Regions from separate parts of the Mus musculus genome. Here region 1 is linked to region 2. Evidence: chromatin contacts called from ENCODE Hi-C or POLR2A ChIA-PET data. All regions are on one chromosome and are shown on one strand. The core of a region is the stretch at or near the end of the contact, and the rest is flanking DNA. Distances in the headings are between cores, read along the strand shown. Region 1 has its middle 34 kb from the start of Grap. Region 2 holds the start of Usp22 (ubiquitin specific peptidase 22).

What was found. Hi-C counts contacts between places; a loop is a spot of excess contacts on that map. ChIA-PET counts read pairs that join two places held with the same protein, here RNA polymerase II (POLR2A).
Region 1: a map of heart shows a loop between it and region 2 (2.2-fold over the local background). The contact joins the enhancer-like site here to the promoter of Usp22 in region 2. A Hi-C loop is called at or near these places in 3 of 37 maps with a recorded cell type or tissue (heart and left cerebral cortex). POLR2A ChIA-PET finds 5 or more read pairs at or near these places in 2 of 5 experiments (both embryonic stem cell).

Annotation. Positions count from the first base shown.
Region 1 is chr11:61,617,504-61,621,868 of GRCm38, forward strand. No RefSeq gene overlaps it. Among named protein-coding and RNA genes, the nearest start is that of Grap, 34 kb to the right of the region's middle. Within about 2 kb of position 2,435, at least 3 of the 3 ENCODE cell types and tissues checked have a DNase peak (open chromatin) inside an H3K27ac peak, as active enhancers do; they include heart and left cerebral cortex, where a contact is called at or near this core.
Region 2 is chr11:61,172,559-61,176,988 of GRCm38, forward strand. It overlaps Usp22 (ubiquitin specific peptidase 22), which reads right to left and starts at 2,501. Exons shown (of 13, transcript NM_001004143.4): 1 at 2,157-2,501. The coding sequence starts at 2,327.

The DNA of each region.
Region 1 (4,365 bases), core at 1,185-3,684, 440 kb after region 2:
CAGAGGTAACCCTAGGAAGCCAGTGGAGACCAAGGGATGCCAGGCAGAAGGGAGCTGAACACCGAGGAGGAGCTAGTCTCTGCTATCAGCCTGGCACTGAAGATCAATGCTCAGGACTGCCCCCAGCACTAGAGTGTAGGACTCCCCCACACCCCCAATCTTTGCTTTTTTATTTGGGCTGAGTACTACTACTGTGCAGAGGAAACTGTGCCGAATGCCATAAAGCAGGATGGGACACTCAAGTTAAGTTAGGAAACAGTGAATAGTTTGTTTTTGTTTTTTTTAACGAGTAGGAACATTCCAGACATTGGGTACATACTTACGTTAAGGAACTATTCATTGCTAGTGTGAGAATAGGTTTAGCTGGGTTCCTATGCTTTTGAAGTGGGAATGGATAAGACACATTTGTTAGCTGCTGCCTGGAAGATCGTCTGGGACCTTGATCTGGGAGCCTGAGTCCCCACATGGGTGTTTCTGCCTCGTGAGTTGGCATCTCTTTCCAGCAGCTGCTGATTCTCTTGGGGTTTTGTTTGTTTCTTTGTTTGTGGTTGTTTTGTTATTGTTTATTTTTTAGATAGGTTTTCCTGTATCCCAGGCTGATCTCGCTCCACCTATGTGGCCCAGGATGAAATCCTGGCCCACCCTGCCTCTACTGACCAATTGCTGCGACTGTGTCTGCCGATGTGCCCGGATCGTGCCCGGATCTCCTGGGGCACTCATAGGTTCTTAGTCCTCTACGCAGCCACAAGCACGGCCAGCAGAGATTCTAGGAGCAGAATAACTAGCTTCACTTCCTGTGGAATCTGGACCTGGAATGTCTCCCAAAGGCCATGTGTGAAAAGTCCCCAGACTACAGTGCTATTTGGTTTGGAACTTTTAGGAAGTGGGCCCATTAGAAGAAAGTTAGGTCATTGGGGCCACACCCTTGAAGAGAATATTGGAGCCTCAGTCCTCTCTTGGGGTGTTTCCCGGCTTCCAGGAGATGAAGTTTTATCCACCACACCTCTGGCTGTGATGTACTATGCTAGTTACAACAGGTCCTTTGAAACTGTGAGTCAAAATTAACCTTTCCTCTTTTTAAGTTCATTTTCTCAGGTTGTTTTGTCACAGTGACCAAAAGCTAACACACTTACTAATTCAGGGATGGTGTTCGTGTGTGTGTGTGTGTGTGTGTGTGTGTGTGTGTGTGTGTGCCCGCCCTGAGGAGGGAGGGGATACTGACGGTGGCCCCATCTTGAGAGTGTCTGGAGCAGAAGGAGAAAGCAGTTCTTATTTGAGGGGTCATTGGGGAACTGGGGATGAAGCCAAAGGTCCCGTGTGTACAAAGCGCATGCTCTACCATGCAGCACACGCTGATCTGGCAATTTCTTCCTAATGCTCGCTCTGTCGGTCTGTTCATTACATCATGGTGTGAGGACAACTTTAATTCTTTCTCAAACACTGCATTGTCTCCTACAGACTCTGTCCCCGTACTGAAATTAATGTACTGGATAGAGAGATTCTGCCTGACCTAGAACTTGCATCAATCTTTCTGCCACCGCCATCTGGATAATGGGGTTACAGGTGGACAAGACTAAATTTTATTTAATTAGCAATTTTTGAACATGTACAGAAATATAAAGTATGAGTCCCTACCACACAGCCACCAGTGTGTTTGTTTGCTTTGTTTTTATTATGCCTTTTTTATCTATCTATCTATCTATCTATCTATCTATCTATCTATCTATCTATCTATCTATCTTTAAGGCAGGGTCTTATGAAGCTCTGGCTGGCCTGTAAATCACTTTGTGGAGCAGGCTGGCCTGGAGCTCAGAAAAAGCTGCCTCTAGTTTCCTAGCTCTGGAATTAAAGGCACAGGCTGCCATGCACAACTACATCTGTCTACATTTCAATGTGAAGAAGGAGGAGGAGGAGGAGGAGGAGGAGGAGGAGGAAGAGGAGGAAGAGGAGGAGAAGGAGGAAGTATTGTAAAAGAAAGAGTAATGGTCTGTGAATTTTTGTTTCATTTTCTGTGTCTCTTTTGTTTTGTTTGAAACACAATATCACTATGAAACCATGGGTTTCCTTACGAGCATCTGAATTAGAATTTAAATTCTGAAGAATTGCCATCTTTGGTTGGGGTGCAGTTCAGTGACAGCGGGTTGACCCCAAACCAAATCAAACCTGCTGTCCGATTGTTTATCCATCTCCTTTAGGAAGAGAGCAAGCTTTCTTTGACTGAGGCCAGGCTCCTTCAGCGTTTGGTCGCGTTCTTGGTTGGCAGTACTTGTTTGTATTGTTACCTCAGTGAGCCTGACCCATCAGAGCTTTTTAAAATACACACATACACATTTTATTTAAATCAGATAATGGGAGAACAATTTGTGAGTTCCTGGGGTGGAAAATTCCCGAGCGCAGGAACCGCAAGGCAGAAGCGCCCCCAGCTGGCCGCTCCTGGCCAACTGCCCTCGCGACCGCGCCCTGTGATGCTGGGGGGTGGGGGCGCTGAGATGGGGGAGGACTGGGGGAGGGGGGTGTCTAGAGAGCTGTGGGGCTGAGATACTGCGGGAACGGGGTTAAGGGATTGTAGAGTCGGGAACTGGGGAACTAGGGAGCAGAGAGACTAGGAGTGACGGCCACCTGTGAGGCTGGGGAGCTGGGCGTGGTGGGTGGGTGGGGGATGGGGAGCTGGGGAAGCTGGGATACCAAAAGCTGGGTCGGGGTGGGTGCTGAGTCCGCAGAGCTGGGGGGGGGGGGCTGGGTCTGAGGGCAAAACTGGAAACTTGGAGATTGAGTTCCGTGGGTTGGACAGTTGGGGGTCTGCACCCTACCCCACCCTGCCTGCAGCTACCACACACACTTTACTTTCTGGTCTCTGTGTGGGTCTCTACATCTGAGGAAACTCAGCCTGGGTGGCCAAATGCCTGCGCTGGGCTGGGTTTTGGTGGTTTGAGCATCCAGAACGGCGGCAGGAGGGAGGCCTAAGGTGCCTGCCGCAAGAGGGCAGAAGGGCGGTGGTGCTGTTTGCACATCGCGGGGAAAGTGCTCGTCCCTGCGCATGCGGCTTCCCACCGCACTCCTACACGTTGAAACTGTCCGTTGTGGACCGAGTAAGGCGCACCCTGGACGCCTGGTTCTTGAGCCTGTGAAGGGATGGGTCTCTCTACTCAGTGAAAGAAACTTAAGGAATTTTTTTACTTAACTGGTACCTGAAGAGGGTGGTGTGATGGTGGAGGATAAACCGATTCGAAGGAGGGTTTGGGCAGAAAGTCAAGAGAGTCAAAAGGCAAAGGGAAAGCGGTGAGTTGGAAGTTGTCTAACGTTTGTACAGCCTTGGCTTCCATTCCCAGAGCTTTTCTTTTTTAAGTGCACTTAGGAAAAAAATCTAGGCTATATTGATGACTTAGAGGAGAATAGACTCAAGAACCTGCCCAAGCGCACTGTGGCAGTGAGAATGCTCTCACGTGCTGGGACACACACACACACACACACACACACACACACACACACACGGATAGGTAGGTAGGTAGATATAGACAGACAGAATGGTAGAATGGGAAAGCCAGGCGTGGTGGTACATGCTTTTCATCCCAGCATTCAGATGGCTGAGGGAAGCAGAACTCACCAGTTTGGCATACATACCCATGCAGAGTGACCCCGTCTCAAACAAACGAACAAACAAACAAACAAACAGAAATAATATGGAGAAAAAAAAATCTGTCCTCACCACCTGCAGGAGGCTCTAGCTTCTGCACCTGCAGACTTTTTCTCAAAACACACTCACATGCACATAAAATACACAAATATTTACCTAAAAATTTAGGGGTGCAAGGATTGTCCCATAGCTTTATTAAAAATGGTTAATAAATAGTGTGTGTGTGTGTGCGCGCGCGCGCGTGTGCACACGTGGAGGATAGAGGTCAATGGGTGTTTTCCTTGGTTACTCTTTTTTTTCAAGATTTATTTTTAATTATGTGTGTCTTCATTTGATTTCTGTCGCTATGATGAAACACCAGGGCCAAAAGCAACCTGGGGAAGAAAGGGCTTATTTGGCTCACATCCCATCATTAAGTCAGGGCAGGCATTCAAGGTGGAAACCTGGAGACAAGAACTGAGGCAGAGACCAGGGAGGAGAGCTGCTTACAGGATTGTTCCCCATGGTCCTTTTGCCCCTACGACCACTAGCCTAGGGGTAGCACTGCTCACAGTGGCTGGGCCTTCCCACATCAGTCATTAATTAAGAATATGTCTCGGGCCGGGTGCGGTGGCATACACCTTTAATCCCAGCACTCTGGAGGCAGAGGCTGGAGGATCAGATATTGAAGGCCATCCTTGGAAGTTCAAGGCCATCTTGAACTTTCATGGACTACAGGAAACCCTGTCTTT
Region 2 (4,430 bases), core at 1,251-3,750:
CTATACCTCAGAGTGTGGTGGCTCAGTGACCAGGTCTTTGAGAACTCTCCACTGGTTCACAGAAGGCTGCAGCAGTCTGCATCCCCACTGCAATTGTGCATAAGGCTTCTCCATGCATTTGCTCTCCTTTCTCTTCAGGGTACCTAGTTTGCCTGGGGTAAGATGGAATTTCAGCACAGTTTTAACCAGCCTTGCTCTGGTGGTTGAAGAGGAATACCTTTCCAGATATTTACTGGTCATTTGTATTCTTTGTTTTTTTCTTTTTCTTCTTCTTCTTCTTTCACCACCATGCAAGGCCAAACTTTTTTTTTCTTTTTTTTTTATGACTCACTGACTTGTAAAATGAAAACATTCTAAGTCGGAGAGAACTTCAGGAGTGAAGTTCTGTTCACAACCTTAAGTTTGGGCACCTTCAGAGCATAGCTATCTGCCTTCATTTCCTAATTTAGTCCACCAAAACAACACAATTTCTGAGTGTTGTCCTGGTGTCCCAACTCTTGGCTGTGAAGATCACTTAACAAAGAACTTGTAGCACGGTGGAGATTTAAACATTGAGCTGAGCAGCCCTAATTAAAAAGGAAACTTTTCATTTCCTTGTGTAGTGCTATACAAAACTAAGAGTCTGGGGAGATGAAGAAAGCAAAACAAGGAAAGAGAAAGGGGAAGATTCCTCCATTTAATCCCAATGTAAAAATGACTTTATAGCACATCTCAATCCAAGAAGCAACAGAATGGATCAGTGACCGTTTACTGCTGTGATCCTAGTTCTCACGAGGCTGAGACAGGAAGACTGGGTGGTTAAGTCTGGACCACAGAGAAAGGCTCCTGTCTCAAAATACAAAGTAAGACAACTCTAGTAATTTTTTTATCATATGCTTCTATTACCAAAACTCTTGCTCCAATCCTAAAAGACTCTTACAGAACATAAGCCTTTAACGCCCTCAAAGACTTATATTATGGCCACGATTGATTTAAAAAGGGGGAATTTAGGCCGGGGTGGGAGTGGGGGGGGGTGTGGTTTGCATTCACCTTTAATCCCATCGTTCTGGAAGCAGAGGCCTGTGGATCTGTGTGAGTTAGAGGCCAGCTATCTACAAATCGAGTTTAAGAACTGCCAAAGGCAGCCGGGCGTGGTGGCGCACGCCTTTAATCCCAGCACTCGGGAGGCAGAGGTAGGCGGATTTCTGAGTTCGAAGCCAGCCAGGGCTACACAGAGAAACCCTGTCTCGAAAAACCAAAAAGAAAAGAAAAAAGAAAAAAGAAAAGAACGCCAAGGGCTATAGAGAGAAGTCCTGCCTCGAGAAACTAAAGAGGGAGAGTTTGATGCTTAACATGAAACACCCAGCAGATTTGTCAGTTCTCCCGTTATAAAATGCTACTCAAGATAGAAACAATCAAAATTTTCTATTCCACTTTTCACCTTCAAAATCAAATTGTAATTATGAAGTTTTTTTTAAATTAGAAAATAATGTTTTCCCATCTCCAAATCACTAATAAAATCATCATAGTTGCTGAGATTTACAGGACCCAAAACAACAAAATAGCCACTCTCGAAGGCTGCGGTTGTCAATCACCTCCTACGTCCTAAAAATCTCGCTTCTCAACTCGAGTGCGCGGAGGCCCTGCCAGCCTCAGGTGTCCGCGAAGGGTCTCAGCCCCGGGAACGAGCTGTTATCCACGGAACTACCCTGCAGACCCCAGGCCCCCACCACTACCTTTACAGACAAATACTCCTCAATGGAATGTCCAGACAGATCTTCCTCCTCCTACTCAGATACCCCTCCCCCTCCCATCGTGGGTTCCACCGCCACACTCCCAACAGCGTCCACTAGGTGGTCCCTGGACCCCTCCCAGCACCGTGATGCTTCCTCTAGCCCCCTCCCTGCACCACGACGCTTCCTCTAGCCCCCTCCCCACGTTGCGAGGTTCTCCTTAGTCCCCCTTCCTGCACCGGGATGCTTCCTCTAGCCCCTTCCCTGCACCGCGAGGCTTCGCCTTGCCCATTCCTCGGCCCCACCCCCTCACGGCAAGGCTTCCCCTCACGCCCTCCCCGCAAGGCCAGGCTCCCTCCCCACGACTACCAGGCTTCCCCTCTCCCTCTCCCACCTACACTCCCCGCTTCCCAGCCCGCAGAGCGGCGCAAGCCTTGGGCTCACCTTGCGCTTGCGAGCCTCGGCAGTTCCGCTCCACACGAAGCACTGGTAGATGGCCCGCAGGTTTTGCTTCCAGTTGTCCACCTTGAAGCTGCCCAGGTGCGAGCAGCCAGGCGGCGGTACCGCCAGCTCAGCGTCCATGGCCTCGACCTCAGGCTCCGGCCTGGCCACCATGGCGGGCAAGGCCCGGGCGCGCGGGGCAGGCGGCGACGGGGGCGAGGACGACGCCAGGGCGGCGAGAACAAAGCTGGGGGACAAAGACCGCGTTGAGAACTCAGGCAGGCTACAGCAGCACCCACCGCACGCGCAGCACCCTCTGACTTCGAGGAGGGCGGGGCGAGGCTGGGCGGGACAGGGCGGAGCTGTCCGCGGGAAAGGATAACGTCACCCAGGCCGGCGGCCTTAGTGCGCAGGCTCCGCTGCTCTAGACCCCGCCTATCAGCCCTCCTCTCGCCCGCTGGCTCCAGAGAAAAGCCGAAGGCCTCGGGTTGGGTCAACAGGGTCCCGCCCTCGCGTCACACCATTGGTGGTTTGCCGGTCTAAGACACGGTCTGCGCCTATTATAGGCTTTCGAACCGCCTCCGGAGACGCCAGCGATTTGACGTTTCGAGTCTCTCCTTGGAAGGCGGGGCGTGCTGAGGATTGGGTAAAACTGAGTGTCAGTCAGGCCACTGAACCGGTTTGCACCGGCCTGAGCTCTGCCGCAAAGAGGCGGGGCGACGGAGGGGTGGGGCAGGGTAGGGCCTGCGTCTGCGAGTTCTCTGAAAGGAGGGTTTCTAGGTTCTGTTTGTTGGTCCTTGGAGTTCCTAGTGTGGGCGTTTCTGCAGAGACTGCCATCTTGGCGACTGTGTTGGGTACCGCAATGCCACAGCTGGAGATTGGGCGTGGCAAGAATACAGATCTTCCCTTCCCTAGGATATTATTCAGCGTTATCCTATTGAACTAGAATGCCAACTGGTATACGAATTTTTTTAGTGGCTACATTTTGTACAATATTTTGCACCAAGAAAGATAAAATTAATTTTAACAAGCAGTCAAATAAAGACAGAATATCAAGTCAAATTTTTACATTGGCTTTGAAATATCGTGTTATACAGGTTTGGTATAGCAATTCAATTTGTACTAGCCACATTACACTCTATTATTAAGTAGGAACAGTATAGAGCTATGATGCATTTAGCTCTCCTATCTGAGGGTTACACAGATGTGCAGCAAACCAACTCAGAAGAGAAAATATTGATCTTCTGCCCTACAAATTGTATATACCGAGTAAATAGACACCTCTCTCCTGTTATACCTTAAACAGGATAACAGCTAGGTGTCAAACTCAGGCAGACAGGTACCCATGATGTGGAGCAGTGAAATAATTCTCCAAGACAGAAAAGGCAGAAGAAGTAGAGAGTTCATCGGTGTACTGCAGTAACAGCAGCTAGCAGACAAGACAGCCGAGAAAAATTGCCGACAGGCATTTTGATGTCATGGTTCCGAGGAGCAATTGCAGTTGTGGCTTGTCCAATGAGTACCAGCTTGGTCTTAGAGCAGTGATGGTCGTATTCAGGCTTAGATATGGCTTAGCATGCTATCTTAGTTGGCATTTGAGTATCACCCAGAGAGGAGTTACAGCATAGAGAAGGGGGTGGGTGGGGGTTGGTGTGTCTGTGTATATGAATATTTTGGGAGCTACTCAGGTTGAGGCAGGAGGATCATTTGAGCCCGGAGTTTGTGGTCAGCCAGAGCAAATAGTGAGACTCATAGTAAAAAGAGGAAGGGGTGGGGTGGGGAAGCTGGTAAGATGCATACAGACCATATAGGTTAGAGGCAAATATTACATCATTTTATAGTTAGGACTTGAGCATGAGGGTTTTGGCTTACTAAAGGACTTCTGTGTGTGAATGAGTCACTCAGGGCATATTGTGAGGGAACATACTCACTCACACACACACACAAAACCTTTCAAGTACAGTCATTGTCTTGGGAAGCCCTTGGCTTACATGTGATGCTGTTCAGGTATTCTTATCCCACTGCTGGCTATTTTACTGCAATCCAACACAGGTGGGACAAAACAAAACAGCAACTGCTGCCAAGACTTCCATGATCCGGAAGTTGTGGAGTTTAATGGACGGAAAACTAGAACAAAGACTCCGTGTTGAGCAGTGCATGCCTTTGATCCTAGAACTCAGGAGACAGAGGCAGGTGGACCTCTGAGTTGAGGCCAGCCTTGGTCTACAGAGCAAGTTCTAGGAGAGTGAGAGCTACATAGAGAAACCCTGTCTGGTG